Linked DNA regions of Homo sapiens: region 1 is linked to region 2. A link is a loop called in an ENCODE intact Hi-C map of the cell type or tissue named here. Cell type or tissue: chondrocyte. All regions are shown on one strand. Links, peaks and the distances in the headings refer to the core of each region. The heading gives the core; the rest is flanking DNA.

Region 1 (11,314 bases), core at 2,314-10,313, 150 kb after region 2:
CTATTTTTGCTTGCATTGTCTGTGCTTTTGCAGTTAGAACTTAAGTTAGAACTTTAAGTTAGAACTTAAGATGTCCAATGTCAAGTGCAGCAGGTTTCTCACCTCAAGGGACAAGAGAACAAAGCCAGGAGCCTGGTACCAGCTTCCCAGGATTAGGGCACACAGCCCCGGAGTAATGAGCTGAGCCTTGGCCCCCAGAAGTTTCCCAGAAATGAAGCCAGTCAACGGAACCCACCTTATTCCACAATCAAACCATCAAAGGTGTCAAAGAATATAAGAGCAAAAACCCCATCCAAAGGACAGTGATATGGTTTGGCTCTGTGTCCCCACCCAAATGTCACCTTGAATAAATCCCCATGTGTCAAGGGCAGGACCAGAAGGAGATAACTTAATCATGGGGTGCTTCCCCAGTGAGTGAGCTCTCATGAGATCTGATGATTTTATAAATGGGAATTCCCCTGCACAAGCTCTCTTGCTTGACACCACGTAAGACGTAATTTTGCTCCTCATTTGCCATGATTGTTAGGCCTCCCCAGCCTAACAATGTGGAATTGTGAGCAAATTAAACCTCTTTCCTTATAAATTACCCAGTCTCTGGTATGTCTTTATTACCAGCTTGAGAACAGATTAATACAGACAGCGACACCAAAGATTAAAGAAACATCAGTCTACACAGATTAAAAAGAAGCAGCACAAGAACTCTGGCAACTCAAAAAGCCAGAGTGTCTTCTTACCTTCAAGGGACTGCAGTAGTTCCTCAGCAATGGTTCTTAACTGGGCTGAAATGACAGACATATAATTTAGAATCAAGATAGGAATGAAGATCATCGAGATTCAGGAGACAGTTGAAACCAAATTCAAGGAATCTAAGGAATCTAATAAAATGATATGAGTTGAAAGACAAAATAGCCCTTTTAAGAAAGAACAAAACTGATCTGATAGATATGAAAAACTCTCTATGAGAATTTAATCATACAATCACAGGTATTAACAGCAAAATAGGCCATGCTGATGCAGACGTATGTTTATTGCAGCACTATTCGCAATAGCAAGACTTGGAACCAACCCAAATGCCCATCAGTGATAGATTGGATTAAGAAAATGTGGCACACATACACCATGGAATATTATGCAGCCATAAGAAAAGGATGATTCCATGTCCTTTGTAGGGACATGGATGAAGCTGGAAACCATCATTCTCAGCAAACTATCCCGAGGACAGAAAACCAAACACCACATGTTCTCACTCATAGGTGGGAATTGAACAATGAGATCACTTGGACACAGGAAGGGGAACATCACACACTGATGCCTGTCATGGGGTAGTGGGAGCGGGGAGGGATAGCATTAGGAGATATACCTAGTGTAAATTACGAGTTAATGGGTGCAGCACACCAGCATGGCACATGTATACATATGTAACAAACCTGCGCATTGTGCACATGTACCCTAGAACTTAAAGTATAATAATAATAAAAAAATAGACCATGCTGAGGGAAGAATCTCAGAAATAGAAGACTTGTTCAGTTAGACAAAAATAAAGAAAAAAGAATTCAAAAAGATGAACAAACCTCTGAGAAATATGGAATTATGTAAAGCGACCAGATATATGACTCACTGGCATCCCTGAAAGAGCAGGAGAGAAAGCAAACAACTTGGGAAACATATTTGAGGATATCTTCCATAAAAATTTCCCCAACCTCACTAGAGAGGTTGATTCAAATTTAGGAAATGCAGAGAACCCCTGCAAGATACTACACAAGACAACCATCCCCTAGACATATGTCATCAGATTCTCCAAGGTCGACATGAAAGAAAAAGTATTAAAGGCAGCTAGAGAAAAGGAGCAGGTAACCCACAAAGGGAATCCCATTAGGCTAACAGTGGACTGTTAAGCTGCAACTCTATAAGCCAGAGGAGATTGTGGGCCTACATTCAGCATTCTTAAAGACAAGAAATCCCAACCAAGAATTTTATATCCATCTAAACTAAACTTTATAAGCAAAGGAGAAATAAAATCCTTTTCAGACAAGCAAATGCTAAGGAAATTTGTTACCATCAGACATGCCTTAAGGGCAGAGGTCCTTAAGGGAGTGCTAAATATGGAAAAGAAAGAGTACCAGCCACCACAAAACACAATTAATTACATAGATATTGACACTATAGAGCAACACACAATGAAGTCTGCATAATAACCAGCTAACAACACAATAACAGGATCAACTCCACACATAGCAATATTAACCTTGAACATAAATGGACTAAATGCCCTACTTAAAAGGCACAAAGTGGCAAGTTGGATAAAGAAGCAAGCCCCAACTGTATGCTGTCTTCAGTGTCATTGCATGTAAGCCCATCACTCATAGGCTCAAAGTAAAGGCTCAAAGAAAGATCTGCCAAGCAAATGGGAAACAAAAAAGCAGGGGTTGCCATTCTAATTTCTGACAAAACAGACTTTAAGCCAACAAAGATAGAAATAGACAAAGAAGGGCATTACATAATGGTAAAGGGTTCAATTCAACAAGAAGACTTAGCTATCTTAAATATATATGAACCCAAGACAAGTGTGCGCAAATTCATAAAACAGGTTATTAGGGACCTACAAAAAGACTTAGATAACCACACAGTAGTAGTGGGAGACTTCAACACCTCACTGACAGCATTCGACAGATCATTGAGAGAGAAAACTAACAAAGATATTTAGGCCCTAACTCAACACTTGACCAAATGGACCTAAAAGACATCTACAGAACAGTCCACCCAACAACAGAATACACATTCTTCTCATCTGCACATGGTACACACTCTAAAATCAACCATGTGATTGGCCATAAAACAATATTCAGCAAATTCAAAAAACTTGAAATTATACCAACCACACTCTCTGACCACATCCCAATAAAAATAGAAATAAATATTAGGAAAATCACTAAAAACCATACAATTACATGGAAATTAAACAACCTGCTCCTGAATGACTTTTGGGAATGACTTTTGAGGCTGCATCTGGAACCACATGTAAGCAGGGCTGCAGCAGGGTCCACAGGCAGATGGCGGTGTTTCTGTGTTCATGGCCAGGACTATGACTGGTGAGCCTACTCCCAGGGGCATGGGCCTGCCTTCTCAAAGCAGTTTTCCTTGGTCTTGGGCTCTAGTGGGTTGTCATGACCTCCTGACTGGGTCCTGATGTTCCCACAAAGACATTTTATCCATGGATGGTTGCCAAATCACTGTTCTGTGGGTGGATGAAGGCTGGGGACCTTCTACTTAGCCATCTTACAGATGTTCTGTTTCATTTGTTCTTTGATTTCTTTTTCTTCTTTTTTTCAAGTAGTTGGGTCATTGTGATTATTCAATTTTTTTTGTTATTAAACTGTTGTGTTATTTAACAGTTGCTTTAGTGTTCATAGTATTGCTCTTTAACCCATCACAGTCTATCATTGGGTGTCATACTACTTTACATCTAATATAAAAACCTTTCAAGGTTATATGAGTTATGGTTCTTACAGCAGCAAAAATATTTTATTTTGTATTTTGAATATGGAAATTGCAATCTTTTTCTAGTGATAGTAAAATCCATTTTACTTGGACTATTTTCAAGTATTTTTGTGACTTGCCATTTATTTGGAAACTCTATTGTCTCGATCATATCAAATTTTCCAGAAAGATAGAAAGAACAAAACAAACTTCTAAATGTACAACTGGCAAAGGTCTGAGAGTATCTCAAGCTTTCATGTTATATAGTATTGCCTTTGTCTTTTTTTTTTTTTAGATGGAGTCTTGCTCTGTCGCCCAGGCTCGAGTACAGTGGCGCAATCTCGGCTCACTGCAACCTCTCCCTCCTGGGTTTAAGTGATTCTCCTGCCTCAGCTTCCTGAGTAGCTGGGATTACAGGCACCCACCACCATGCCTGGCTAATTTTTGTATTTTTAGTAGAGACGGGGTTTTGCCATGTTGGCCAGGCTGGTCTTGAACTCCTGACCTCGGCCTCCCAAAGTGTTGGGATTACAGGTGTGAGCCACTGTGTCCAGCCTGCCTTTGCCTTTATATAACAATAAAATTAACTCCTTTGGGGTTTATCAACTATGCCTTCATAAATTAGTATCAATATAATATGTTCCATGCACAGAATCATATCATTGTATACAGTAAACATGGCCTTCTCCAGAAGATATAGTCAAGTACTCCAACAGATTGCATGTAATTCACCCAGTCTTATTATCAAAAGGCACAGACAGCCTTTCCCCAGAAATCTTTTAAATGTCCTAAAACGTGGATTTCTGCACCTCTGGATGAGATATCAGAGCAACATTGCCCTAAAATCTCAATGGTTAAGATATGGTCAGGTATTTATAACAACAAGCACAGCAGTAAAAAAAAAAAAAAGGGGTTATCTCTAGATCTATATCTTTCAGATAAAGAGACATAATTCATCTTTGGATTGTCAGAAGACTTTTCTGATCTATTATTTTATACGTGAAGCTGTCTTTCTTTTTGAAAGTTTACAGGCAAAGTCTCTACTTGAGTGAATTTTCTAACTCCTATTTACTTTCAACTTTAACTGATAATTTCTTTACTATAGTGGTTTTCAACTAGGGACAATGTTGCCCTCAGAGAACTTTTAGTAATGTGTAGAGATTTTTATTTGTTTGTTTATTTACTTATTTTTTGCTCACAGGTGGGAGAAATGTTTTAGAGGCAAGAGAGGCTGCTAAACATCCTACAATATAAAGGAAACATCCCCACAGCAAAAAAAAAAAACTGTTCTTCTCAAAATGTTGACAGTGCTGGAGATCAGACACATTGCTCTACTTTATATTTTATTGTCTGTCCCTGAACTTCTTTATTAAATGGCCAATATTGTATGGTAAAATCGAGAGTATCATCAGAAAGAAAATTAAGAAAAACAATCAGAATTAGAAATTAGAGGCTCCTCTGCCTATGGAATAGCCATTCTTTTATTCCTTTGCTTTCTTAATAAACTTTGTCTCACTTAAAAATAAAAAGAAATTAGATTTTCTGGACTGATTCTTTTTGTTCCTTATCTTTTTCATTTCCCTTAGCTGTTTTTTCTTCTTGCTCAGAGATAAAAAACGTTATGTCCAGGCGCGGTGGCTCACGCCTGTAATCCCAGCACTTTGGGAGGGCGAGGTGGGCGGATCACGAGGTCAGGAGATCGAGACAATCCTGGCTAACACGGTGAAACCCCGTCTCTACTAAAAATACAAAAAATTAGCCAGGCGTGGTGGCGGGCGCTTGTAGTCCCAGCTACTTAGGAGGCTGAGGCAGGAGAATGGCGGGAACCCGGGAGGAGGAACTTGCAGTGAGCTGAGATCGCGCCACTGCACTCCAGCCTGGGTGACGGAGCGAGACTCCATCTCGAAAAAAAAAAAAAAATGTTCTTTTTGCTTCAGTGAGTTGAGATGTTATATTAATTCAATGTCAAGTCTCTGAAGAAACTTTCACTAATTCACTAAGACGGATAATAAGGAATGAGTGATTTTTTTTTTTTTGCTTACATTTAATAGAAAAATTTGTACTTAACAAGGGGAAGATAATTTCATTTCAGGCAGTAATTCATTTGGATTCTAATGTCTTTGTGCTTTAACATAGAGATTGAAGAGATTCAATCTTTGAACTTCAATTTATGCCTAGAAATTTTATAAGAACACTTGTTTATATTCAAATGTGGGAAATTTTTCTTTTTTAGCATTTTAATATAGGAGGTTATTTATGACTTTTAAAGTCTCTTAATGTCATTTAATTATCAAAGAATCTCTAATGTGCTACACTGGATAATGTAGTGGCACATAACTTAAGATGACAAAGAAGAGAAGATGTAAATTTTCAGCTATGTGTAAAATGTATATGGTAAAAATTGTATTAGTGTATTATTCTGAGATTAGCTTAGAATCTGATCTCAGAGTAATATGCCGTTCATGAGGGATTCTGAGAAGATATAGAAAAAGTAATGACTAGTATTGAAGAAACAGATCCATGAAGATGAGATTAGCGTTATTTTAATAGACTCCTGACATCTCTGCATAGGGAGATAACCCATCCTCCCCTGATTCATTGACCATAAGCTTTGTGGTTAAAAAAATACAAACTCTTGAATTTTGTTTGTGAGGTAATTTGGCCTCATTCTAGATGTTTTCCATCTTTGTGACACTCATGCCATGTCATACTCCTGGTATCCTCCCTGCCCTTTAATTTTCTTGGCCCCAGGAAATGGAGTTATCTGATGGAGAGTTTGGAAAGAACTAACCAGGCATGCTGAGTTAGCAAGTCTTCAGCTCTACAGCTCCTCCTAGTGAGCCTACTTGTAGAAAGCAGGTCTTCTTTTCTACTTCTCTAGGGGCAGGGGGCAGTAGAGGGGAGACCTGCTTCAAGTGCTGGAATGACTGGAATGGTCATGCGCCTAATTCTCAGGTGCAATGTTAGCAAGGTCACATGATTAGCAGGCTTTAACCCATATTATCTAAGTAGGTCTCTATTAGTAATGAAAATGATATTTGTTCAGAACTGGATGAGGAAGCAGACTGACATTGCACTTCAAATAATCAAACACTGCCTACTGATACTTCATATTCTTATTGTTCTACATATTTAACATTTTTATCTTTTTTTCTTAGAAACATATTTTTTATAAGTACCTATAGGGTATGCGATTCTTCTGTTATTTATTTTATTCTTATAGTTCTTAAGAGGCTTGCATGTGCATCAAGAAGAAATGCTCCAGGAGGCAGTCAGTACACGTGGGATTAGGACAACATTTATTTCCAGTCAAGGAAGAATAAGAAATTGGGTTAAACAGGAGTGCAAAATTTATCCATCCATTCTGGAGTTCAAAGGACTTAACGTTTGCTCCCACCTAAGGAGATTTTCCTTTGGGAACCGGAGTTGGATAGGGCTCAAGTATCCACCACCTTCTACATTTTTTTCCTTCATTACATATACCAATGGTATCATCTAGTGTGCTGCATAGTTTGTCTCTGCACACCCCTTTCAAAGCAATACACTGTTTTTGTCCTGGAATAACGCCAGTCTTTCCTACACAGGAAGAGATTTAAGAACATCATTAATTCACTATTGAAAATATACATAAAACAATAAACCCCCAGAAGAATGGCTTTGGGAGAGGAAAGAAAACATTGTCTATATGAAAGGATCAGACTCGTAGACAGAAATAGTGCCTTTTTATGGGAAGGGAGCTAAGATTGTAGATTATATACACCCTGGAGGAAATAAGCCAATTTCTAAAATTCTTTAAAGGGACTGTCCTCCCCTAGTGCAGTACATTTTGAAATGTGTGGGACCATTTGTTCTTGCCACCATGCCTAGGGAAGGTGTCTTTGGTATTTAGCAGATAGCACAGCATTGCTAAATTTTTCACCTAAGGAATTGTCTTGCACCAAACACCAACAATGCCACCACTAAGAAACAGTTTCAAAGGAAGTATGTGTCCCTCCAAATTCCCATCTGTGCATACATCATCCCTATCAAATGGTTCATGTTCATATCTTCATCTCCTTTCATAGAAAGCCTATCAATCCTTTAGATTTTATCTAAACTAATTTCCTCATTTCAGGACTATGCAAGAAATACCTTTCCTATGTTGCTCAATACCTCATAGATAGATGGAGGAATGGATAGATAGATAGATAGATAGATAGATAGATAGATAGATAGACAGACAGACACCTGGAGAGAATTACTCACAGAGCTAAAAGGTATTTTCCCTTAAGTGTATCCACATGTTCTCTTAATTCATCTGGTTGTTGAGAAGCATATGGCTAAGGGTGTGGTCTAATTCAGTAGTTTTCTCTATGCTTACTATCCTTTCTCTTGCCTTCTCAGCACAACCATAGTTTATTTTTCCTACTGTATATCACTGCAGATGTTACATAAGAAAAACACTTTTGCTGATGTTCATTAACAGACATTAGTTCCTGAACCATCCTGTTAACACACCTGGATCTTATTTTGTTTTTACTGTCCTCTAATATACTACCTCTGGCTTCTTTGCTTCTGTAGATGAGTAACTGTTTGGTGGCCTTTTCAGCTCTCAATCTTTTTGTTGTTTTTTGTTATTGTTTTGTATTTAAACTAGGCTATCATTATTGTTTCTCTATTCTGTAGAAATAAATCCATAGCCAGAAAAACCAATGCAGCCTTTTGGAACTGAGTGCTCATAACCTATGCAAGATTGTCTTCCACTCTTGTTAGAAGCTTCAACCTAGTGCAGTCTGGTATTATACTCTACTATCAGACTAGCAGTTTATAAACTCAGGGTTTCTGTGCACCAAGAGAATATCATGATGGGGGAGTTGGGTAATATCTTGTAATATTCTCTCTTTTTTCCAAGACTATTGTGGAAGAGAAAGTGGCTGCCTTTCAGAGAGAGACCTGAAGTCTCCCCAGCCAGTTGTGGAAGGCGCTGGTTCAACTGCATTGTCTACACAGAACACAGGCTTCATGCTGAGAAGCATAGCAGACCTGTTGCTAGCTGTTGGTCTTTTCCCTGATAACTTCATCCATACATTTAACATCTGGCAACATTGTCAGACTTTTTAAATGAAGCTAAAATCGGGGGTTATTAGTACTGGGAAAGATATAGTAAGAGGCAGAGTATGGCATCAAGGAGGCCTATGCATGTGAACTTAGAGGCATCCCATGCAAAATGAGGTGGAATGTGAATCTTCAGCTGAAGCCAAAAGAGTGAACTTCCTCTCAGTAGGATGCGTAACCCACTATACTGTAGAGTTCAGCCTACTGACACAGCATGTAGCCTAAGATAGTGCCAATTCCTCTATTTGGGAGCTGTCCCTTGCTTCACTCAAAAGGAGTGGAACAATTCATCCTACCAGTGATGTGCTTCTTGCTACATGGGAAGCTTAATTTAAAGAGGTATGCTTTGAGCATGAAGCCAAAGAGTTATAATCTCCCTTTTTACCGATGACTGTGACATATCATCATGCCAAGGGCACTAGTTTAAGTCAAAAAGATAAGATTAAATTACTTAATTCATATTCAGATTCATATTCCTCATTCATGAGGAAGAAAATTTCTTCCCAGATATTCACATTTATTTTCAGACTTATTGACAGAAGTATATACATATAGAGCAAAAGAAGAGAGGCACTCTCTAATACACTTTAGAGTTTATTTGACATTAATATGTTATAATGGTTATATCACATGGCAGTTGAGGAAAGGATGCATATTTAATAAGTGCCTTTGGAAAAAGAAACAATTTAGATGTTCACTTCATATTATATCACAACATTAATTTCCGTGGATGCAGTGAGAAGGACTTAGAATCACACTGGAAAAGACCCTTAATAGCGCATTCATCTACTTTCTAAAAGGATATAACTTTCTTAGCATTAGAACTCATTGAGTCAGTAACTTTAAAGTTTTTTTTTGGGTGATGTAGAGGATTTAAATGGAACAGGCTCTTCCTGGAACTTTATCAGTCAAAAAATAGAAGCGCAGTTTCCTTTTCTCTACATAATGTGAGTTCAAGCTGTCTTCTGCTCCTGTCCAATGTCATGTATTTAGATATTATGTTATTCTTCACAGTCAGTGTAAGAAGAATGCTATAATTTTCTTAATTCTCAGAGAGCTAATGCAGCAATCCAAGATTTATGCCATTCTAACCTCTTTAGACTCATATTCGCAGCATTTATATGTATGTTTGTGTATACATATAAATCTATATGAACTATTCCAATTTTTATAGGATACCATGGATTCTTTTTTGAATAAATATAAGGATATATAAAAAATATATTCAAGTAACTATAACTAAATATTCATCAGACATTAAGCTGATAAACTAATATTTCAGACTACGTAATTACTTTGGAGACATTTTTTCATGAAAACAATAATTTTTTTTACTTAATTGGATTTTTTGGGGGTAAAAATGTCTTTAACAAAACTCTTCATGATCTAGCCACTCAATTTTTCTTAAAAGAAATTTTATGAGATAAAAGTTACATAGGAGTTATAAAATTTCTAAGATTATCAGAATGCTTCTAGACACCTGATAAATTCTACATGCCCGGCAGTCACAGCAGAGATTAAGATCAGAATTTTTGGAGTGCAGTATTATTAAATTGTATAGACAGCTCAGCAATTAACTATTTAGTACTAAGAGACCATACAAAACTGATAATGAAAATCCTATTTTTCGACCTGAGTGTTCTGAGTCCCACTTCATAATGTGTCCAAGAACATCTCAATATGCACAAGTAAGGCATTTTGACCTTTACGTATGGTTTTAATATCCTCTGATCACAAGAAACCTGGCTATTCAAAAGTGATTCCCTCCTGTGCAGAATTATAGGACCTTCATTTAATGCTTCTTCCTGGTATAACTGATTTGGAAGGAACAAAGAAGGGCTGATATTTCTATTCCTCCAGGAAGATGTCACGGCTTGAAAGGCAGGCCTCTGAAGGATTCTTCTCGTATCTGTGGGGAGATTAACTCAGCTTTCAACCTCAAATAACCTCTTGTTCTTCATCGTTTATTTTATTGTGGTAATAACACTTAAAGTGAGATCTACCTTCTTAAGAACTTTTTAAGTGTTATAGATATAGTATTGTACAGTTGATATTTAGAGCTTATTCATCTAATAAAACTGAAAACTTTTACTCATTAAATAGCAACTCCCTATTTCCTCCTCCCTCCCCAGTCCCTGGAAACCACTATTCTGCTACTTGTTTCCATGAGTTTGACTATTTTAGGTACCTCATATAAGTGCAATCATGCAGTATTTGTCTTCTGTGACTGGCTTACGTCATTTAGCATAATGTCCTCCAGGTTCATCCAAGTTGTCACATATAGCAGAAAACCTCCTTAGTTTCCTCAATATATAACTAGAAGATTTTGAGAAAAAAGTCTGACAGAAATCAGAGTTATCATTTTTGTATGCATATCTACACCTATGGATTGATTAAAAACAACATTGACCCAGATTAAAGAGATTTGCTTTTAGCTGCAATGTTGCTACTACCTATGTGATCTGAGTAAAATCACATTCTTTATCTGTACATGGGTTTTATTATCTAAAATAAAAACAACTGCCACTAAATTTTATTTTAATTTGAAATTATTACCATCACATAATTTCACATCAGATGTCACTACAAGTGTATCTGACCTTAATTGTATCTTCTGACTAAAGCTGAGAACCAAATGAGAATTGCATAAGCTCCTTCAGAAGGAGACAATCATATGTGAGGTGAATCTCAACATGTCCACAGATTAGGTAAAGATCAAACAATTGAGTAGCTTTGATTTCAC
Region 2 (11,314 bases), core at 1,615-9,614:
CTTGGGGAGCTGAGGAGGAGGAGTTGACTCCAGGAGTTGGAGGTTATAGTGAGCTATGATTGTGCCACTGTACTCCAGCCTGGGTGACAGAGCAAGATCTTGTTTCTTAACAACAATAACAATAAAAGCAACTTTCTGATTGTGTTACTTTCCTTAACAGTCACTTCACTTGTGGTCAGGAGTTAAGTCAGTCAGGAACTCTGACTTCGGTACATCTTGAGGGGAGGTGGGAGGGAAGGGGACAAGTGGGGTGAACATATCTCTAGTTGAATGTTGTTGGCTGGGTCATAGGACCTCAGCTCTGAGAGGGAGAATGGGATCCAGCAGGCTCCTAGGGCATGAGGGAGCCGGGGACTGGCACTGCCAGGGTGGAGCTCCTGGCAGCCATCCCTTCAGAGGCCTAACACCTAAGTGATGCTCTTTTTCTCCCTGTGGCCCAGGCTGAGTTGGCTGTCATTCTTAAATTTGTGCTGGACCATGAGGACGGGCTAAACCTTAATGAGGACCTAGAGAACTTCCTACAGAAAGGTAAGTAGGTACACACTCCTGAGAATCCCCTCATCTCTGAAATGGGGAATACTAGGATCCTGAGTTGTCAAGTATGGTGGGGGTTTGTTTCTGTCCCCAACACAAGGCAGAGTTGATGCTCAGGAAAAGTGTGTGTAATGGAGTAGGTCGATTTCTGGGCCATGTTGTATCATCTCAGTTCCTATGGAGCTCCTCCTTGCTGCCTGGCAGCAGTTATGTAGGATATTTACAAGTGATCATACCTACTTTTGTTTTTTATTTTTTAAACAATCATTACTCTAGGCTTAGAAGCTGAGAATACAGTCTTTTTATTTTTATTTTTATTTTTTTTTGAGACAGAGTCTCTCTCTGTCGCCCAGGCTGGAGTGTAGTGGTGCGATCTCAGCTCACTGCAATCTCCACTTCCCGTGTTCAAGCAATTCTCCTGCTTAGCCTCCCGAGTAGCTGGGATTACAGGCGCATGCCACCACACCTGGCTAATTTTTGTATTTTTTGTAGAGACGGGGTTTCACCATGTTGATTAGGCTGGTCTCGAACTCCTGACATCAGGTGATCCACCTGCCTCGGCCTCCCAAAGTGTTAGGAATACAGGCATGAGCCACTGCGCCCGGCCCACAGTCTTTTAAAAAATGTTTTTCCCGTCATGTAGTGCATGTTCTAGGTGGAAAGGCAGATACATAAACCAGGAAATAATGATAAGGAATCTAAGTACGGAATATATCAATGGCCTCGGCTGGTACTACAGTAGAAAGAGTGATCGTTCTGCTGGTCTTCTGATGAAGAGGTCAGCTGGTGGATGATAGGAATGTAAGAAGGAGGTCTAGGCGAGTTCTAGCCGTTGAGTTTGATGTTCCTTGTATTCAGGTTCCTCATGAGACCTTCAGGTGGAGATGTTAGAAATGTGAGTCCAGAATTCAGGAGCAGGCTCTGGACCAGAAGATAGGTTTGCAAGTCAGCATTGGATGGCCACTGAAGCCGTGGGCACTATGGGCAGAGCCAAGAGGCCCCATCAGATCTCTGGGAGCTTAGAGGGTGGGTAGAGGAGGGAGGAGCAGATGAGGAGACTTAAGAATGGGTGATTAGAGGTAGGAGAGTCCTACAAAAGGGGTCACGGAAACCACGGAAAGAGAAGGGTTTTGAGGAGGAGGGCATTTTGGAGGTGCAAGGCTTCAGGGGGGATGAATTCCAAATGGTGGCCAATGGCTCTGATAGGAAAGGTTGTTGGGGGCTGCAAGGAGATCCTGCTCAGGGCTCCCCAAGCCGTCTCTGCAGTGTGGACTCGAGGAAAAAGCTTGAGCACTTGGTGCAGTTTCTGAGCCAGAGGACACCGTCACTCCACTGTGCTCTGAGTAATGATGCTCTGTAGAAATGGAAGCCCTGCACTTCATTTTGGTTAGAGACACGGAACTCTGGATAACCCAGGCACCAGGTTTCAGGTTCTGCCCAGTGCCTTCCTTGGTAGTTTACATATAAGTATCCATGGATATACTCCCACTAAGGCGAGTTCTCAAATTGCATAAAGGTGCAAATCTTTACACCTTCTTACTAACCTTTGTTGATTTATTTTGTCTATTTCTTACCCCCAGCTCCTGTGCCTTCTACCTGTTCTAGCACATTCCCTGAAGAGCTCTCCCCACCTAGCCACCAGGCCAAGAGGGAGATTCGCTTCCTAGAGCTACAGAAGGTTGCCTCCTCTTCCAGTGGGAACAAGTATGTTCTGGGCCTCTCCTCCTGGGATAGGGCCTCAGCATCCATCCATTCCTCACATTCCTAACTTCTAGAGTTAAGATGTTAACCAGCCTCTGGGAGTGCTTAGAGTATCCGGTAGATCTGGGATCTCCTCACCTCACCCAGTATTAACTGGGGGAAGTGGTTGGGATTTGTCATGTGCAGAAGGCCTCCCTCAAAAGCTGTTCCCTGTTTATGGAATACCCTTCTTCCTCGGAGACTACAATGAAGTCTCTTCTCTTAGCACATCTCTGCAGAGCCAAGGAGAATATATCACTTTTTTTTTTTCTGACAAAGAAATTAAGGCAGTGAGAAGAAAAGTTTTCCCAAGATCATGTCATGAGGCTTGAGGTAGCACTGCAAACAACCCAGGTGCACAGGCCTCCCAGCTGCTAGTGCGCACTTCCATAGACCCCGCTCCCTTACTGCTGCCTGTTGCTGATTGCTTCAGATCTTAGGCGCTTACCAATGCATATGGGCCTTCTCCCTCCTCAGCTTTCTCTCAGGTTCTCCAGCTTCTCCCATGGGTGATATCCTGCAGACCCCACAGTTCCAGATGAGACGGCTGAAGAAGCAGCTTGCTGATGAGAGAAGTAATAGGGATGAGCTGGAGCTGGAGCTAGCTGAGAACCGCAAGCTCCTCACCGAGAAGGGTAGGTGGCTGGCACACTGGCAGATGTGTGAATAGACTTGCCGGAAGGATGTCCCCTGGCCTCCCATGTTGTCCCCTCTGCTGGCCCCTGGAGCTGAGAGCTCAGCCCTGGGCCTGTGGTCAGGCTGACCTCCTGGAAGCTAGGTTCTGTCTTTGTCCCCATCTTCTCTTTCCCTTAGATTGGATACCATATTCCTCCTCTTCCCTATGCCGTCTCCTCCCTTCCCCTTGTGCACATAGTTCTGTGCACATAGTTCCGCTCATGCACATAGTTCTGATTCTCCTCTCCTCCTCCCTCCACTCTGGGCAGATGCACAGATAGCCATGATGCAGCAGCGCATTGACCGCCTAGCCCTGCTGAATGAGAAGCAGGCGGCCAGCCCACTGGAGCCCAAGGAGCTTGAGGAGCTGCGTGACAAGAATGAGAGGTACAGCTCTCCCTGCATTCCTTCCCAGGCCCCAGCCCCTCCCCTCACCCAGCCAGGAACCCATACTCTCTTCTCACTGCTTCCCTCCCTCGCAGCCTTACCATGCGGCTGCATGAAACCCTGAAGCAGTGCCAGGACCTGAAGACAGAGAAGAGCCAGATGGATCGCAAAATCAACCAGCTTTCGGAGGAGAATGGAGACCTTTCCTTTAAGGTGGGTGTTAAGGTGGTGTGTGCATGGAGGCCCCTCAGGGCTGAGGTGGTCTGGAAGGCTCCCCAAGAGAGGGTTGAGAAGAATGTCCCAGCACCTGTCTTATGCTTCAGTCTCTCCAGAGACCTGCATATTTTGCCCCTTTCCTTATCCCATAATTGGCGGCTTCCCGGGTACTGGGCTGTGACCCTAAATGTTGATTTGTAGTTCTGAATTAGAGGTGTGATGGCTGTGATTGGTTTGTAGAGGGTTGGCAGGATAATTGGAGGCATCCAGCCCCTGGGGTTCTGGGAGCAGACAGCAGTGGTGGGGTCAGCGTTGACTCTGGGTGATGGGGATTCTCACTTGCCCGTCTCAGCTGCGGGAGTTTGCCAGTCATCTGCAGCAGCTACAGGATGCCCTCAATGAGCTGACGGAGGAGCACAGCAAGGCCACTCAGGAGTGGCTAGAGAAGCAGGCCCAGCTGGAGAAGGAGCTCAGCGCAGCCCTGCAGGACAAGGTAACCCTCTGCTGGGGTCACAGCCACAGTCTTGACCACATGTGCAAAGCTGAGTCCAGTTTACCACTGTGCTCTTCTGGGCCTTTGGGTATTAAGTTGCTTTCTCTTCAAGGTTCAATAGTGTGCTGTAATTGAAAGATTGTGGGCTTCAGTCTAGTACACCTTTTTTTTTTAACTTATTTTTTTTTTCCCCAGTCAATGCCCTCACTTTATAGTACACCTTTCAATCCTATCTCTGCTGTTCACAAGATGTGGATCTTGGACAAGTTAATCAGTCTGTTTTTCTAAGCATCCTTTCCCTAAAATGGGAGTAGTAACGAGTAGCTGCCTCATCACCTATTATGAGAAAACGTATGTAAAGCACTTCACACATCGTGTAGTGTAAAGTAAGCTCTCAGTGAACCAGTTGTGATTGTTACTATTGGTAAGAACCCAATTTGGCCACTTACTAATAACCATGTAGCCCTTGATCAAGGCACTTAGCATCTGCTTCAGGTTCTTGCTCTGTAAGAGGAATGGTAGTAGCTGCCTCCCACATAAGCTGGGTGTGGTGATGCATGCCTGTAGTCCCAGCTACTCGGGAGGCTGAGACAGAAGAAGCTCTCGAATCTGGGAGGTGGAGGTTGCAGTAAGCCAAGATCTCGCCACTGCACTCCAGCCTAGGCGATAGAGCGAGACTCTGTCTCAAAAAAAAAAAAAAAAAAAAAAAAATTAGGGATGAACCCAGCATAGCCTATTGTAGGTGCTTAGTGAACAGTGGTGAAGAAGTGGGTTTGGGACTGGGGGTTGCTGCAGCTGCTGCCAGTGGTATTGCTGCCCAGAGGATGGTGGGCAGCTGGTGGTGATTTGGATAATCTAGGACTCAAGACTTATCTGAGGAAGGGTATACGGTAAGGAAATTTGAAGTAAACTCAGCAGCCTTGGGGAAGTAGTAAGCAGGTTACATTATGACTTTATTGTGCCTTAGAACTAGGTCTAGAGAATCAGGTCCCTCATGCTCCCAGTTCCATGGTTTCTGCTTTTTTCTAGGCCAGGGCAAAAGGAGATCTTGGTAACAAGATGATGGGCCCCATGTTTGCTGATGTTTATGAGGGCTTGTGTGGTAATCTGGTGCCTGTTCCCCCTCTCTGTTCACATGGGTCTCATTTACTCCCAGAAATGCCTTGAAGAGAAGAACGAAATCCTTCAGGGAAAACTTTCACAGCTGGAAGAACACTTGTCCCAGCTGCAGGATAACCCACCCCAGGAGAAGGGCGAGGTGCTGGGTGATGTCTTGCAGGTAGGAATGCACAGAAAGACCTGTGTGCTGCTGGTTGGTGTGGACTCACATTCAGTACATTTGGGTTCCTGGTGTTCCTCCATTTCCAGAGGAGTCTTGATGACTGAGGAGTCATGCTGATCCCAGTTTGTCTCTTTATACCACCAGCTGGAAACCTTGAAGCAAGAGGCAGCCACTCTTGCTGCAAACAACACACAGCTCCAAGCCAGGGTAGAGATGCTGGAGACTGAGCGAGGCCAGCAGGAAGCCAAGCTGCTTGCTGAGCGGGGCCACTTCGAAGAAGAAAAGCAGCAGCTGTCTAGCCTGATCACTGACCTGCAGAGCTCCATCTCCAACCTCAGCCAGGCCAAGGAAGAGCTGGAGCAGGCCTCCCAGGCTCATGGGGCCCGGTTGACTGCCCAGGTGGCCTCTCTGACCTCTGAGCTCACCACACTCAATGCCACCATCCAGCAACAGGATCAAGAACTGGCTGGCCTGAAGCAGCAGGCCAAAGAGAAGCAGGCCCAGCTAGCACAGACCCTCCAACAGCAAGAACAGGCCTCCCAGGGCCTCCGCCACCAGGTGGAGCAGCTAAGCAGTAGCCTGAAGCAGAAGGAGCAGCAGTTGAAGGAGGTAGCGGAGAAGCAGGAGGCAACTAGGCAGGACCATGCCCAGCAACTGGCCACTGCTGCAGAGGAGCGAGAGGCCTCCTTAAGGGAGCGGGATGCGGCTCTCAAGCAGCTGGAGGCACTGGAGAAGGAGAAGGCTGCCAAGCTGGAGATTCTGCAGCAGCAACTTCAGGTGGCTAATGAAGCCCGGGACAGTGCCCAGACCTCAGTGACACAGGCCCAGCGGGAGAAGGCAGAGCTGAGCCGGAAGGTGGAGGAACTCCAGGCCTGTGTTGAGACAGCCCGCCAGGAACAGCATGAGGCCCAGGCCCAGGTTGCAGAGCTAGAGTTGCAGCTGCGGTCTGAGCAGCAAAAAGCAACTGAGAAAGAAAGGGTGGCCCAGGAGAAGGACCAGCTCCAGGAGCAGCTCCAGGCCCTCAAAGAGTCCTTGAAGGTCACCAAGGGCAGCCTTGAAGAGGAGAAGCGCAGGGCTGCAGATGCCCTGGAAGAGCAGCAGCGTTGTATCTCTGAGCTGAAGGCAGAGACCCGAAGCCTGGTGGAGCAGCATAAGCGGGAACGAAAGGAGCTGGAAGAAGAGAGGGCTGGGCGCAAGGGGCTGGAGGCTCGATTACAGCAGCTTGGGGAGGCCCATCAGGCTGAGACTGAAGTCCTGCGGCGGGAGCTGGCAGAGGCCATGGCTGCCCAGCACACAGCTGAGAGTGAGTGTGAGCAGCTCGTCAAAGAAGTAGCTGCCTGGCGTGAGCGGTATGAGGATAGCCAGCAAGAGGAGGCACAGTATGGCGCCATGTTCCAGGAACAGCTGATGACTTTGAAGGAGGAATGTGAGAAGGCCCGCCAGGAGCTGCAGGAGGCAAAGGAGAAGGTGGCAGGCATAGAATCCCACAGCGAGCTCCAGATAAGCCGGCAGCAGAACGAACTAGCTGAGCTCCATGCCAACCTGGCCAGAGCACTCCAGCAGGTCCAAGAGAAGGAAGTCAGGGCCCAGAAGCTTGCAGATGACCTCTCCACTCTGCAGGAAAAGATGGCTGCCACCAGCAAAGAGGTGGCCCGCTTGGAGACCTTGGTGCGCAAGGCAGGTGAGCAGCAGGAAACAGCCTCCCGGGAGTTAGTCAAGGAGCCTGCGAGGGCAGGAGACAGACAGCCCGAGTGGCTGGAAGAGCAACAGGGACGCCAGTTCTGCAGCACACAGGCAGCGCTGCAGGCTATGGAGCGGGAGGCAGAGCAGATGGGCAATGAGCTGGAACGGCTGCGGGCCGCGCTGATGGAGAGCCAGGGGCAGCAGCAGGAGGAGCGTGGGCAGCAGGAAAGGGAGGTGGCGCGGCTGACCCAGGAGCGGGGCCGTGCCCAGGCTGACCTTGCCCTGGAGAAGGCGGCCAGAGCAGAGCTTGAGATGCGGCTGCAGAACGCCCTCAACGAGCAGCGTGTGGAGTTCGCTACCCTGCAAGAGGCACTGGCTCATGCCCTGACGGAAAAGGAAGGCAAGGACCAGGAGTTGGCCAAGCTTCGTGGTCTGGAGGCAGCCCAGATAAAAGAGCTGGAGGAACTTCGGCAAACCGTGAAGCAACTGAAGGAACAGCTGGCTAAGAAAGAAAAGGAGCACGCATCTGGCTCAGGAGCCCAATCTGAGGCTGCTGGCAGGACAGAGCCAACAGGCCCCAAGCTGGAGGCACTGCGGGCAGAGGTGAGCAAGCTGGAACAGCAATGCCAGAAGCAGCAGGAGCAGGCTGACAGCCTGGAACGCAGCCTCGAGGCTGAGCGGGCCTCCCGGGCTGAGCGGGACAGTGCTCTGGAGACTCTGCAGGGCCAGTTAGAGGAGAAGGCCCAGGAGCTAGGGCACAGTCAGAGTGCCTTAGCCTCGGCCCAACGGGAGTTGGCTGCCTTCCGCACCAAGGTACAAGACCACAGCAAGGCTGAAGATGAGTGGAAGGCCCAGGTGGCCCGGGGCCGGCAAGAGGCTGAGAGGAAAAATAGCCTCATCAGCAGCTTGGAGGAGGAGGTGTCCATCCTGAATCGCCAGGTCCTGGAGAAGGAGGGGGAGAGCAAGGAGTTGAAGCGGCTGGTGATGGCCGAGTCAGAGAAGAGCCAGAAGCTGGAGGAGAGGCTGCGCCTGCTGCAGGCAGAGACAGCCAGCAACAGTGCCAGAGCTGCAGAACGCAGCTCTGCTCTGCGGGAGGAGGTGCAGAGCCTCCGGGAGGAGGCTGAGAAACAGCGGGTGGCTTCAGAGAACCTGCGGCAGGAGCTGACCTCACAGGCTGAGCGTGCGGAGGAGCTGGGCCAAGAATTGAAGGCGTGGCAGGAGAAGTTCTTCCAGAAAGAGCAGGCCCTCTCCACCCTGCAGCTCGAGCACACCAGCACACAGGCCCTGGTGAGTGAGCTGCTGCCAGCTAAGCACCTCTGCCAGCAGCTGCAGGCCGAGCAGGCCGCTGCCGAGAAACGCCACCGTGAGGAGCTGGAGCAGAGCAAGCAGGCCGCTGGGGGACTGCGGGCAGAGCTGCTGCGGGCCCAGCGGGAGCTTGGGGAGCTGATTCCTCTGCGGCAGAAGGTGGCAGAGCAGGAGCGAACAGCTCAGCAGCTGCGGGCAGAGAAGGCCAGCTATGCAGAGCAGCTGAGCATGCTGAAGAAGGCGCATGGCCTGCTGGCAGAGGAGAACCGGGGGCTGGGTGAGCGGGCCAACCTTGGCCGGCAGTTTCTGGAAGTGGAGTTGGACCAGGCCCGGGAGAAGTATGTCCAAGAGTTGGCAGCCGTACGTGCTGATGCTGAGACCCGTCTGGCTGAGGTGCAGCGAGAAGCACAGAGCACTGCCCGGGAGCTGGAGGTGATGACTGCCAAGTATGAGGGTGCCAAGGTCAAGGTCCTGGAGGAGAGGCAGCGGTTCCAGGAAGAGAGGCAGAAACTCACTGCCCAGGTAAGGTACTCAGCCCAACCACCCTCCCAAAGATCAGGAGCTGAGAGCGCGGGGACATCGATCCTCTGTGTCCAGGGCCTCTAGCTCCTACACTGGAGTGTCTTGCCTTTCCTCATTCACTGGGTGGCAGAAAAGGAGAGGTGGCTGGTGGAGTTCAAGTCTGTTGCCCCTGTCATCCTAAAGAAAATGTCAGTGGCCTCCCCTCCCCTGAAGGCTCTGTCACTAGAGAGTCAAGTTGTGATGACCACCAGCCTGTTCAGAGGCACACCTGCACTGGATGCCTCAGGAGCCACTGGGGATTAGAATCAGCCTAACTGGCATTTTTAAACTTACTGTCAATCTAGCTCCTTAGGGGAAAGTATCAGAGCCTCAGTGAGGTCAGCCTGGCAGCAGGGCTGGTGCTTCTTTGGCCTCATCTCACTCTGTCTCTGTTGCTCCTCCCCCATGTACAGGTGGAGCAGCTAGAGGTATTTCAGAGAGAGCAAACTAAGCAGGTAATGCCTGAGGTCCTCGCTAAATGCTGGCTGCTTAAACGGTGACCAGTCTTGGTGCATGAGCCCGGCTGCAGCTTGCCTCCGCCAGCTCCTGTTGTGAACTGTTTGTGAAGGGGGCAGGGTCAAGCCATGGAATCCAGGCCCAGGCTGCCCAGGAGTGTGGTGTGCTGGGCTCTCTCAGGCCTCATCCCACCCATCCCAGGTCGGCCTCTCCACCCTTCTGCACCTTCTCTCATTTGCCTATCAGGGACAAGGGGTAGCACTGGCTTCATCTTTCCCACCCTGAACCAATGACAGACACAATCCTTGGGATTCGAGAACTTCCCAAGTACTGTGTCTAGTTAAGGATACCCGACTAAGAGGAACAGCAGAATTACCGTGTCGGCCTTGTTTAACATGGTGTCCCTTTTTCCCAGAGTACAGCTTTATGGAAGCCTTGAAGGTGATATGCGAGGCAGCCCCCACAGGTTAGGGAGGATTGTGGGCTTAGGACACTTGCCCATCACTTTCTGGGGCTCTAACCCCGAGCACAGCATAGAGATGTCTGTAGCAGGAAGACCGAGGGTGAAGGAGCAGGAGGGGTCTATACCAGATGGGGGCGGGGGAGTGGGGGTCACATGGTCTGGCTGCCTCTTTCTCATGGGAATCATCTCTGTGTTGCCTGAGACATCGAGGCTATAGAGCTGGTGTTTCTGAGACATCGAGGCTATAGAGCACCCTTTCTCCATCACTCTCCTACCCAGCCACCCCAGGGCTGCTGAAAAATTGGGCCCTCCTCTAAGGAGCCTGTGATAGTGGGGGACAATCAAAGTGAATAGCAAACAGTTAGCAATGGAGCCCTTGCCTCTCCCCTGTGCTGCCTGGTCATGCTTGAACTCCCAGAATGCTTGGAGCAGCCAAGGGTGCATGGGGCTGTTATGTTCTCTCTTTTCCCCTACTCCCTGTGCTCTTCCTCTTTGTAGGAGTGGGGTGGGCTTTGGAGTACATGTGCTGCCCCTGCTCTTGTCTTCCAGCAATCTGTTCCCCAATGCTAACCACAGCAGCCATGCTGCTAGCACCAGCCCTAACGGCCTGTGGATGTTGGGAAGAGGTCTGAGCATCTGTGGGCTTGGGCTTTGGCAGTTTCTGGGAGGGAGGCATGGGAATTCATTGAGTATGTCTACTAGAATTACAGACTAGGTCCTGGGAAGGTTGCGGCTGCAGAGTGTGGCGGCAGCAAGGTGGTGGTGAGGTGTCGGCTCCCCAGAGTCAATTCTCCTGATTTTGGAGGTGACGGGGGTTGGGCAGGCCTCTGTCTCTGCAGGCTCAGGGTAGACGCAAGAACAGTTGGCCCTGGCAACATCTATGTGTTAGGTTGCCTCATTCAGGCCCTGCCAAGCAGCCTGGGCAGCAGGCTGTTCCGTAATTGGAGGCCAGAGAAAGGGCCTGAGTTTATTCTAGGAACACTGGGGATCCTGGTCTGGGAAACCCCATGATGGGTGGACATCCAGGATGAACATCCAGGGGAAGTCCTCCTGAGTCTTCTGTCCTCCTCTTCCCTCCCCAGGTGGAAGAACTGAGTAAGAAACTGGCTGACTCTGACCAAGCCAGCAAGGTGCAGCAGCAGAAGCTGAAGGTGGGGCAGCTGGGGGAATGGGTCTGGCCTCTGGACAAGGGAGGGAAGCTATTCTCTAAGCTCTGGGGCCGTGGGGGGTGTCGGGGCAGAAGAGGGGCACCCTGCATTCCAGGTAGCCCTCCTAGGAAGCCTGTGGCTTAGAAGCCCCTGCATGTGTCTTCTGGGAGCTCTCGAGAGACAACCAGGGTGGTTCCCATCTCTCAACTGTCACTGTCCACTTCAGCAGCTACTAGTCACGTGTGGTTATTGAAATTTATTAAAGTAAATCCAGTTCTTCAATCACACTAGCTACACTGTGCCCCTGTTCAGTAGCTACATGTGGTTAGTGGCTGCTGTATTGGACAGCGCAGATACAGAACATTCCACCA

What was found. Hi-C counts contacts between places; a loop is a spot of excess contacts. Peaks named below come from ENCODE experiments on the same cell type or tissue, not always from the same donor. Only the 100,000 strongest peaks of a DNase experiment are listed, where the experiment ranks them.
Region 1: a loop joins it to region 2, with 9 times the contacts of the local background. A loop is called at or near these places in 2 of 110 quality-filtered maps.

What each region holds. Positions count from the first base shown.
Region 1 is chr11:71,859,219-71,870,532 of GRCh38, reverse strand. All of the region lies in intron 6 of XNDC1N-ZNF705EP-ALG1L9P (XNDC1N-ZNF705EP-ALG1L9P readthrough), which reads left to right. It also overlaps the pseudogene DEFB130C and a transcript of XNDC1N not described here. Among named protein-coding and RNA genes, the nearest start is that of DEFB131B, 14 kb to the left of the region's middle. RefSeq lists a silencer at 8,683-8,883. In chondrocyte, for the core only: CTCF peaks have their summits at 6,143 and 6,354; no DNase peak of the experiment used is centred there.
Region 2 is chr11:72,010,418-72,021,731 of GRCh38, reverse strand. It overlaps NUMA1 (nuclear mitotic apparatus protein 1), which reads left to right. Exons shown (of 27, transcript NM_006185.4): 8 at 441-528; 9 at 2,115-2,238; 10 at 2,752-2,909; 11 at 3,219-3,336; 12 at 3,432-3,549; 13 at 3,905-4,045; 14 at 5,202-5,324; 15 at 5,472-8,837; 16 at 9,290-9,331; 17 at 10,878-10,946. It overlaps NUMA1-AS1 (NUMA1 antisense RNA 1), which reads right to left and starts at 7,441. Exons shown (of 4, transcript NR_104178.2): 1 at 4,845-7,441; 2 at 3,438-4,373; 3 at 2,723-2,837; 4 at 813-1,406. RefSeq lists enhancers at 2,684-3,883, 6,040-6,787. In chondrocyte, for the core only: CTCF peaks have their summits at 5,693 and 5,892 (motif pointing right); no DNase peak of the experiment used is centred there.